2 separate regions of the Homo sapiens genome follow, and region 2 is linked to region 1. The links are chromatin contacts, found by Hi-C or POLR2A ChIA-PET in ENCODE. All regions are on one chromosome and are shown on one strand. Each heading gives the region's core, a stretch centred on a gene start or an enhancer-like site at or near the end of the contact. The rest is flanking DNA. Distances are from core to core; before and after follow the strand shown. Region 1 holds the start of ID2-AS1 (ID2 antisense RNA 1). Region 2 holds the start of PDIA6 (protein disulfide isomerase family A member 6).

Region 1 (4,535 bases), core at 378-2,877:
ACTTCCAGACTTAATATCAGAAGAGATACGGTGCATCCAACGCTGTCAGGGACAGAGTCGCAGGCAGCATTGCCTGGCCTGGGGAAGGCCCTCCGCAAACTTCTGGCTGGACAGGAAACAGTTTACCTCCTTCCTCCAAACTGAGGGGGCTGAATTTCAGGAAGGTGAGCTCCACCTCAGTGCCACCCACTCTGCCTCCCTGGAGAGGCGTCATGGGGCGCATAGCTGTCACGTGACGGTCAGAGACTGCTGGCCCCACCAGCTGAGAAATTAATCATTAATTGAAGGAAAAAACACTGTTTCCCCATTATCGAGCTTTTCTTTCAGCTTCTAGGCCTGCCCCTTCCGCTTTCTGAAATGCAAAGGAGGTAGAGATTGAGGCAGAAAGTAAATAAGATTTGAATATTGCCTTTCCTGGAGTTTTCTAGTTCATTGTTTTCTGGAGCAAATATTTTCAAAAACAAGAAACTGACACACTGTGGTCAAAACAGAATTCTAGATAAGCTACAATTATGTGAAAATTAAGGTATTTAAGTAAATAGCTGCAAACTTTTTAAAACTTAGACTGAAAGAACGAGTTCTTAAAAGATTTTCAGCCAAAAAAAAAAAAAAAAACCTTGAACCCGTATTCAGTACTAGTGCTGAAAAGATTCCAAACCTCATATGACAGAATATTTTTTTTTCCTTAGTGTGAAGATGTCTATCAATGGCTAGGGCCACCTATCTGTCACAAAGCTTTGGAACTCCTCTAGGTGTTGGAATGTGACACCAGAAATCACAATTAGTGCATAATTAATCACATTACTTTGCCACCTACACGGAAGGGCACAGACCGGCAGCCTTTCAAGGGCAGTGTATGTAAATGTAGTTTCAATATGCAAATTCTCCTAATTATTTCCGATTAATACGATCATTATAATAGCCCTGCCTCCTTCTTGAAAAGGAACCCTGAAAGCGCCCTGCCTGTGAGAGCTCCTTAGCGACCGGTGAGGTTGGGCATGGTTTGCAATAAGTACTCATTTTCTTGAGTTTACAGTAATGCCTCCCGCGCTGCTCCGGGTTGCAAAAGCCCACACTAAGCCTGTCGTCGAATGCGTGCGTGGGTGGTTTGTTTGTGTTAACATAACTTTTCCTTATCTGAAGAGACGAACTCACTCTACAAACGTGACTCTTCAGTGACAACCTAATTTGCGTTTTCACTTTCTTCTGAAATGCTTTCTATCTTTCCTCACGCTCTCCCTCCGATGGGTTGCAGTGAACTGTGGCTTCCCCCCTGCGGTGCTGAACTCGCCCGTGTAGCTGTGATTTTAGAGCTGCCGACAGCTCTAAGGTGTGTAGGGCTTGGTCTGGGAACACCCCCAGGGCAAGGGTCCCGCCGCGCGCTTGGAATTAGAATTAAGAATGCATATTTAGGCGCCCAGGGTCTGCCCCCTTCTCCCTCCTCCTTCCCCTCCCCCTTCCCCTCCCCCTTCCCCTCCCCCATCTTCCCTTCTCTTCCTCCTCCCTCCTCCTCTCCCTCCTCCCGCCTCCCTCCTCCCCGCCCCCCGCCCGCCGCTCCCCGCCCCCCGCCCCCCGCCAGCCCCGCACTTACTGTACTGTACTCTATTTACCACCCCAGCTGGGCTCGCGCCCCGCCCACCCCGCGGGGATTGGCTGCGAACGCGGAAGAACCAAGCCCACGCCCCGCGCCCGCGCCCACCAATGGAAGCGCCCGCTCGTCTTGATAGACGTGCCACCTTCCGCCAATGGGGACGAAGGGAAGCTCCAGCGTGTGGCCCCGGCGAGTGCGGATAAAAGCCGCCCCGCCGGGCTCGGGCTTCATTCTGAGCCGAGCCCGGTGCCAAGCGCAGCTAGCTCAGCAGGCGGCAGCGGCGGCCTGAGCTTCAGGGCAGCCAGCTCCCTCCCGGTCTCGCCTTCCCTCGCGGTCAGCATGAAAGCCTTCAGTCCCGTGAGGTCCGTTAGGAAAAACAGCCTGTCGGACCACAGCCTGGGCATCTCCCGGAGCAAAACCCCTGTGGACGACCCGATGAGCCTGCTATACAACATGAACGACTGCTACTCCAAGCTCAAGGAGCTGGTGCCCAGCATCCCCCAGAACAAGAAGGTGAGCAAGATGGAAATCCTGCAGCACGTCATCGACTACATCTTGGACCTGCAGATCGCCCTGGACTCGCATCCCACTATTGTCAGCCTGCATCACCAGAGACCCGGGCAGAACCAGGCGTCCAGGACGCCGCTGACCACCCTCAACACGGATATCAGCATCCTGTCCTTGCAGGTAAGACCTGCTCCGGGGTCCCCGCCCCGCCGCCGCACACTCCCGCGGTCGTCTGGGCTGTCACTAGGAGATCCGTAGCCCAGACGGTGACTTTCGTATGAGCTATTTAACTTTATTTTCTTCAGAATCTGCTGTAGATTGAGCTGTGCGTGAAATTGCTAGTAAGTTCTGACATGTTAATGCGTCTGTCTTTAAATCTGAATTGTTACCATAAACGTGTTTAATGGAACTTGCTGGTCTGTGGACTACAAAAAAAAAAAAAAAAAAAAAAAAACCCTTTCTACTTAACATTGTCTTAACCTCGTACTCTTTATCCTCTTTCTTTCCAGGCTTCTGAATTCCCTTCTGAGTTAATGTCAAATGACAGCAAAGCACTGTGTGGCTGAATAAGCGGTGAGTGTTTGCTTGTGCCACCCGTGGGTAAACTGCCCCTCGGTGTGTGTGCGCGCGCGCGCATGTGTTTTTGCTTGTGTATCTATAAAATGTCTGATTTGGTAAATGCATGCTTACTTCGCGGTGTTACCCGTACTACATTGTCTCACTAGACATGAAGGAGCTTGTAGCTTTGGGTGCTCGAGATCACAGAACATTTTCCTTTAAAAGGAAATGATGCCAATAACTTACTACGAAGGCGGCCGAGGAACGTGTGTATTGGCTTTGTAGCAAATGTAATGCCCTGGATCTTCCTACGAGTCCTCTGGTACTATGAGGTACTAACCTCCACTGTAATTAATCTTACCGCCACAAATTCCATAGTGATCCTCCTTCCCTAAAACTATAGTCCTCTGGGATTCTCTGGGCTAGTTGAGGATTGCTACCCTGTGCCTTCAACCCTGTGATGTGGGATCCCAGACTTCCCTATCTGTTAACTAAAGGGCTGTTTTCAATCAAATAATTGTTACGAGAAGCAGACTGGCGCCTGTAGCACTGCTGTTGGAGATCCAAATAGGAGATTGGGTTGGGAAGTTTTTCCCTTGAGTCTCTGCTATTTTAATGTTTAATTTGCGCTGTCGAGGCGAGTGTGTGTGTTGCATCTGGACGCCAGGGTTTGCCCAATCTTTGAGTGTTTGGTTAAATGTTCAAACTGTGGCTTCCTCCCGGCGCCAGTCGCCCGCCTCTGCCCTTAGGTTACATTCTCTTAAACATGCCTTTCTCCCCCACTCTTTCGCAGGTGTTCATGATTTCTTTTATTCTTTGCACAACAACAACAACAACAAATTCACGGAATCTTTTAAGTGCTGAACTTATTTTTCAACCATTTCACAAGGAGGACAAGTTGAATGGACCTTTTTAAAAAGAAAAAAAAAATGGAAGGAAAACTAAGAATGATCATCTTCCCAGGGTGTTCTCTTACTTGGACTGTGATATTCGTTATTTATGAAAAAGACTTTTAAATGCCCTTTCTGCAGTTGGAAGGTTTTCTTTATATACTATTCCCACCATGGGGAGCGAAAACGTTAAAATCACAAGGAATTGCCCAATCTAAGCAGACTTTGCCTTTTTTCAAAGGTGGAGCGTGAATACCAGAAGGATCCAGTATTCAGTCACTTAAATGAAGTCTTTTGGTCAGAAATTACCTTTTTGACACAAGCCTACTGAATGCTGTGTATATATTTATATATAAATATATCTATTTGAGTGAAACCTTGTGAACTCTTTAATTAGAGTTTTCTTGTATAGTGGCAGAGATGTCTATTTCTGCATTCAAAAGTGTAATGATGTACTTATTCATGCTAAACTTTTTATAAAAGTTTAGTTGTAAACTTAACCCTTTTATACAAAATAAATCAAGTGTGTTTATTGAATGGTGATTGCCTGCTTTATTTCAGAGGACCAGTGCTTTGATTTTTATTATGCTATGTTATAACTGAACCCAAATAAATACAAGTTCAAATTTATGTAGACTGTATAAGATTATAATAAAACATGTCTGAAGTCAATACCTGAATTCCGAGTGGTTTTTAAGATCTCTGGCATTCACTAGCTCTTTTCTCTCCCTGTCTCCCCCTCTCGGCCCCCCCCCCCACACACACACACACACATTGTTTTCTTTATCCCCTTCTCCTTCATCCCCCCACCAGCAGCACCCCTGAAGCTTTTACTTGTGTACAGAGAATCTTATCAGATGTGTGGTAAGGCAGAGGGCTGAGTTGACAGGGACTGGGGAGGCTTTGAGCACAGAAGTGCCTCGAGTCCTTAAGAGAAAGCTTGGTTCTGTGCCTCAGGGCTGAGTTTAAAGCCAAGAATGAGTTGAGTC
Region 2 (4,535 bases), core at 1,527-4,026, 2.1 Mb after region 1:
ATAAGAGAGATCTGGGAGTATGGCTAACATTCTGAGATACCTGTCACACTATGCTCCAGAAACTGGGGTCTTTATTTCTGGCGAGACAAAACAGTAACACTTGCGTGACTCTGTATCAGGCATTTTTCTAAACATTTTGCATATATTAAGTCATTTAAGAACCCTATGTGGTATGTGTCATGGTGCCCATTATTTCACAGACCAGGAAACTTTAACACAGAAAGGATAACTTACCTAAGATCATATAATTAGATAGACCCAAATTTCTAACCGAAGGGCTGGAGAATGCAGGGGTATAATCCACAGAGCATCATTAGGTAGACTGTGGCAGAATTAGGTACTTTCACTTCTCTTTGCCAATCAAGGACAGCAATAACGTCAGTCCTCTCCTCTTCATGCTGTTACAAGCAGGCTGCAGTCACCAGAACAGACCAGGGTTTTTCACCTTAGGAATGTCCTTCCCTTTCCGTATAAAGACGCTCTTTACTGACAGTATTAAGATAGACTTGGGTTATTCTTTTTTCTAGTAATGGTGAGGGACCTTTGTTTGTCTTTAAATTTTGCCTAGTTCTCACAAGAGCCTCCTCTGCTTGTACACGGCTACCCAATGAAAATGCTGTGTTGATTAAGGTTTGAGACTAAAATTCCTAAAAAGGCAATGTGACCTAGCAGGGTTACAAGGAAACCTAACATACTACTGAGAAAGAACAGACAAAAGATGTGGACATTCTGAATGCATAAAAGTAGCCAACAACTACCTCCAACCCCCAAGAACACAAAAAACCCTGGGCTCACTTAAGATGACAAAGTAGGTCAATGCTGACCAATGACGTTCTGTTTCTAAAATTCACATCACCATTCCACTCAGTGATAATGAACACCAATGGGAAATTGGACCATCCGAGTGAGTGTCTAGAATCTCTGTGAGCAGATGGCTCTGCCATCTGTGGTTTTCCATTCCTCCATGGCAGTTAAGGATGCTATAAATTCACATCAGTAACATCTCTGTCCCACATCTGCTAGGAGGAGTCTACAGTCCCAGAGCAGTCATCTAGAAACCATGAGGTTTCCCAGAAAGGCTGCCATTTATTAAAATGAGTTAATTAATAGACTCACGGACTCTTTCAGGGTCTAGTCTGAATTCACTCACAGGAAACTAAACAGACTAAACTCTTTTCCCCTCATCTACTCTCTCCACAGTAATATGGCAAATATTTACATCTCTTTAAAACATGTACTAGCTGGGCCAGGTGACTGACACTTGTAATCCCAGGATTTTGGGAGGTTGAGGAAGGAGGATCACTCGAGGCCAGGAGTTTGAGACCAACCTGAGCAATACAATGAGACCCTGACTCTACAAAAAATTTAAAAATTAGCCAGGTGTGGTGGCATGTGCCTGGATCCCTTGAGACCAGGAGTTCCAGGCTGCAGTGAACTATGATGGAAACCCTGCACTCCAGCCTAGGAGACAGAGCAAGACCGTGTCTCAAAAAACAGAAAGACATGTACTAACTCATTAATCCTCAGGACAACCCTAAGGGAGTACTATTATCAGTCCCTAAAATGGTGAACACCGTTGAAAAGGCACTGGCACAGAGTGGTTAAGTAACTTGCTCCAAGTCACAGAGCCAGTAAATAGGGGGAAGGTGGTCTGAGGCCAGAGCCGAGGTTAAGGACTGTCAGAGCCAAGGCTGTGACCAAGGCGAGCCCGGCAAGGACAGGACCCTCGGCCTCGCCCACTAAGAAGCAGACATTTACAGAATTCCTAAGACGCCGCGTTCCATTTCGTTTTTAAGGAGTCCGATCACATGCGAAGCGCCCCTGCGTCTTAAGCCCAGCTTTTGGAAGGCACTGTCCCTTTCTAAGGGAACTATGGGTCCTTATTTCAGGACTGAGATTTAACATTTCAGTTTTTCGTTTCTGAGACAGAGTTTCACTCTTGTTGCCCAGGCTGGAGTGGCGCGATCTCGGCTCACTGCAACCTCCGCCTCCTGGGGGTTCAGGAGATTCTCCTGCCTCAGCCTTCTGAGTAGCTGGGATCACTGGCGCGCGACACCACGCCCGACTAATTTTGTATTTTTAGTAGAGACGGGGTTTCGCCATGTTGGTCAGGCTGGTCTCGAACTCCTGACCTCAGATGATCCACCCGCTTCGGCCTTCCAAAGTGCTGGGATTACAGGTGTGAGCCACCGCGCCCGGCTTAACATTTCAGTTTTTAAAAGTAGGAGCTGCATAAAGCAGGTGGCAGAAACAAGCAGCAGTGCAGGACGCCCGCCAACCTCCGTCCCCACGCACGAGTTCGAGAAGAGCCCGGAACAAGCTCCCCTGCGACTCTCCGGGAATACAGACCCCCTCCCCGGGATCCGGCCGGGGCTGGGCTCCGCGGCTCTCCCGCCCGGCCCTGGACCCCGCGCCCGGCTCCAGCGCACGAGGCTCCCGCCCCCCGCGGCTGCGGAAGCCCCTCCCCACGGGCGCCCGAGTCTCCCGCGCACCCGCACCTCCGCCGGGGCAACCTAGCAGCTCCTCCGGACGCCGAGGCCCGCGCCTCCCGCCCGCCAGGCCCACTTCCGGCCGCCTGCGGCCGCGGCCCGCCGGGGAACGGCCTAGAGATTCGAAACCTTTCAGGCCGACCCCAGCTCGCCCGCCTCCCTCCGCTGGCCCGCACCTACCGAGCACCAGGAGAGCCATGCCGAGCGCCGGGCTACGTGCAGTCCCCACCGCCGCCGCCGCTTCAGCCCTGCAGCGTGCCGCACGCCGCGCCCCCGCGCCCACGTCCCGCCCCAGGCCAGTCCGGTGGTCCGAGGGGCGGCCGCGCGGGGGCGGGCCGGAAGGCGCTCGCCAAGCCGTGGCTGCGGCTCATTGGTCCGGGCGGACATCGCTCACTCACATATCCAATGGGAGGCGGCCGGGTAGAGGTTACCGGTTTGGTTTTTTTTCACGGGGGCGGTGGCGAGCAGCGGAAGGCGGGGCCTGCTGGGGGCGGGGCTGGCAGTCTCGGCTCGCACCGCCTCAGCTCCTCCGGGCCCTCTCGGGGTGCTGCTCGGAGGGGAGTCCAGTACTGGGCGTTTTTACCTTAGTTCCTTATTCTGCACCCCCCCACCCCGCCTCCTCCTTGCCTGTGTGCGCCCCCACCCTCTTTATCCCGGGGGAGCGTGACTCGGCCTCAGGGCACCCACGGTCCTGGGAGCTGACAGGGAATTCCTCTTGTGCCCGACGAATATTCCGTGGACACACATTTGCTCCGCACGCGCTGTCTGCAATGTAATTCGACAAGTTTCTATTTTGTTGAATTACTTTTGAAAGTTCTTCCGTCCAGGGCGCATGGCTCTGCAGAGCCTTCTCCTCCTTCTCTGGAGAACCCCAGGGACTTAAGCGGTAGCCTCCTCGCTGACAGGGTCTCCACTTTGTCCTGGGGGGCGAGGGGGCTGGCAATGCGCTCACGTGGGTGTGTGCTTTGTAAAATATGCAAAAGTGAAAAAAAATATGTTTGTGGGGCAGGCTGGCGAGCAGTGGCATGATACAGTTCACTGCAGCCTTGAACTCCTGGGCTGCAGTGAGCCTCCTGCCTCGGCCTCCCAAAGTGCTGGGATCACAGGCATGGGCCACCACGCCCGGCAAAAGTAAAAATTTTTTTGCTTTTTTTTGAGATGGAGTTTTGCCCTTGTTGCCCAGGCTGGAGTGCAAAGGCGGGGTCTTGGCTCACTGCAACCTCTGCCTCCCGGGTTCAAGCGATTCTCTTGCCTCAGCTTCCCGAGAAGCTGGGATGACAGGTGCATGTCACCACGCCCGGCTAATTTTTGTATTTTTAGCAGAGACAGGGTTTCTCTTGCCTCAGCTTCCCGAGAAGCTGGGATGACAGGTGCATGTCACCACGCCCGGCTAATTTTTGTATTTTTAGCAGAGACAGGGTTTCTCCATATTGGCCAGGCTGGTCTCGAACTCCCGACCTCAGGTGATCCGCCTGCTTCGGCCTCCCAAAATGCTAGGATTACAGTTGTGAGCCACCACGCCCGACCTAAAAGTAAAATCTTTCAAGCACAAGTTAAGACCACTGTATCTTTCCGCCTTGATTCTCCCTCCTATGTTTGGAGTGGACTCGGACATTTTGTTTTTGTATTAGTAATTTCTCCATATTGTAGTGTGTAAGGCATAAGTATTCTTAGGCAGGGGTCCAGGAGTGGTGGGGGCCGGCTGGTGGGCTTCCTGGAGGAAGTGGCACTAGAGCTGCGTTTGGAAGATTTTTCAGGCAAACTGAACTCAGAGGCACAGCAGCCCTCTGAAGTCACGGGGGCCTCTCCTGGAAGCCACATGCCAGCATTGATTTTCCCCAGGGAGGCTGCTTGTCCCGGGACAGAAATCCTCAGCTTGGTACCCCGGGCAGCTCCTCCTGAATGTGAAGGTGCGTGGGAAGCCCAACCGGTGATCGCAGGGCTGTTTGGGATTCACAGCAAAGGGCAGTGGACTGCGAGCCTGTTCCTCCAGGCCTGTCTGCTTTCCCTGAAGGGCGCCTGAGGGGCAATGAATGCTGTTTGTTT

Evidence for each region. Hi-C counts contacts between places; a loop is a spot of excess contacts on that map. ChIA-PET counts read pairs that join two places held with the same protein, here RNA polymerase II (POLR2A). Pooled maps may share reads with other maps.
Region 2: a map with no recorded cell type shows a loop between it and region 1 (8-fold over the local background). The contact joins the promoter of PDIA6 here to the promoter of ID2-AS1 in region 1. A Hi-C loop is called at or near these places in 3 of 37 single-sample maps with no recorded cell type and 10 of 50 pooled maps. POLR2A ChIA-PET finds 5 or more read pairs at or near these places in 1 of 52 experiments (CD4-positive, alpha-beta T cell).

What each region holds. Positions count from the first base shown.
Region 1 is chr2:8,680,236-8,684,770 of GRCh38, forward strand. It overlaps ID2-AS1 (ID2 antisense RNA 1), which reads right to left and starts at 1,628. Exons shown (of 4, transcript NR_110154.1): 1 at 1,592-1,628. It overlaps ID2 (inhibitor of DNA binding 2), which reads left to right and starts at 1,821. Exons shown (of 3, transcript NM_002166.5): 1 at 1,821-2,278; 2 at 2,608-2,671; 3 at 3,450-4,226. The coding sequence starts at 1,931. The coding sequence ends at 2,664. RefSeq lists enhancers at 1,020-1,523, 2,011-2,060, 4,343-4,535.
Region 2 is chr2:10,810,009-10,814,543 of GRCh38, forward strand. PDIA6 (protein disulfide isomerase family A member 6) reads right to left here and starts at 2,777. Exons shown (of 13, transcript NM_005742.4): 1 at 2,670-2,777. The coding sequence starts at 2,688. RefSeq lists enhancers at 684-793, 1,780-1,839 and a silencer at 2,330-3,079.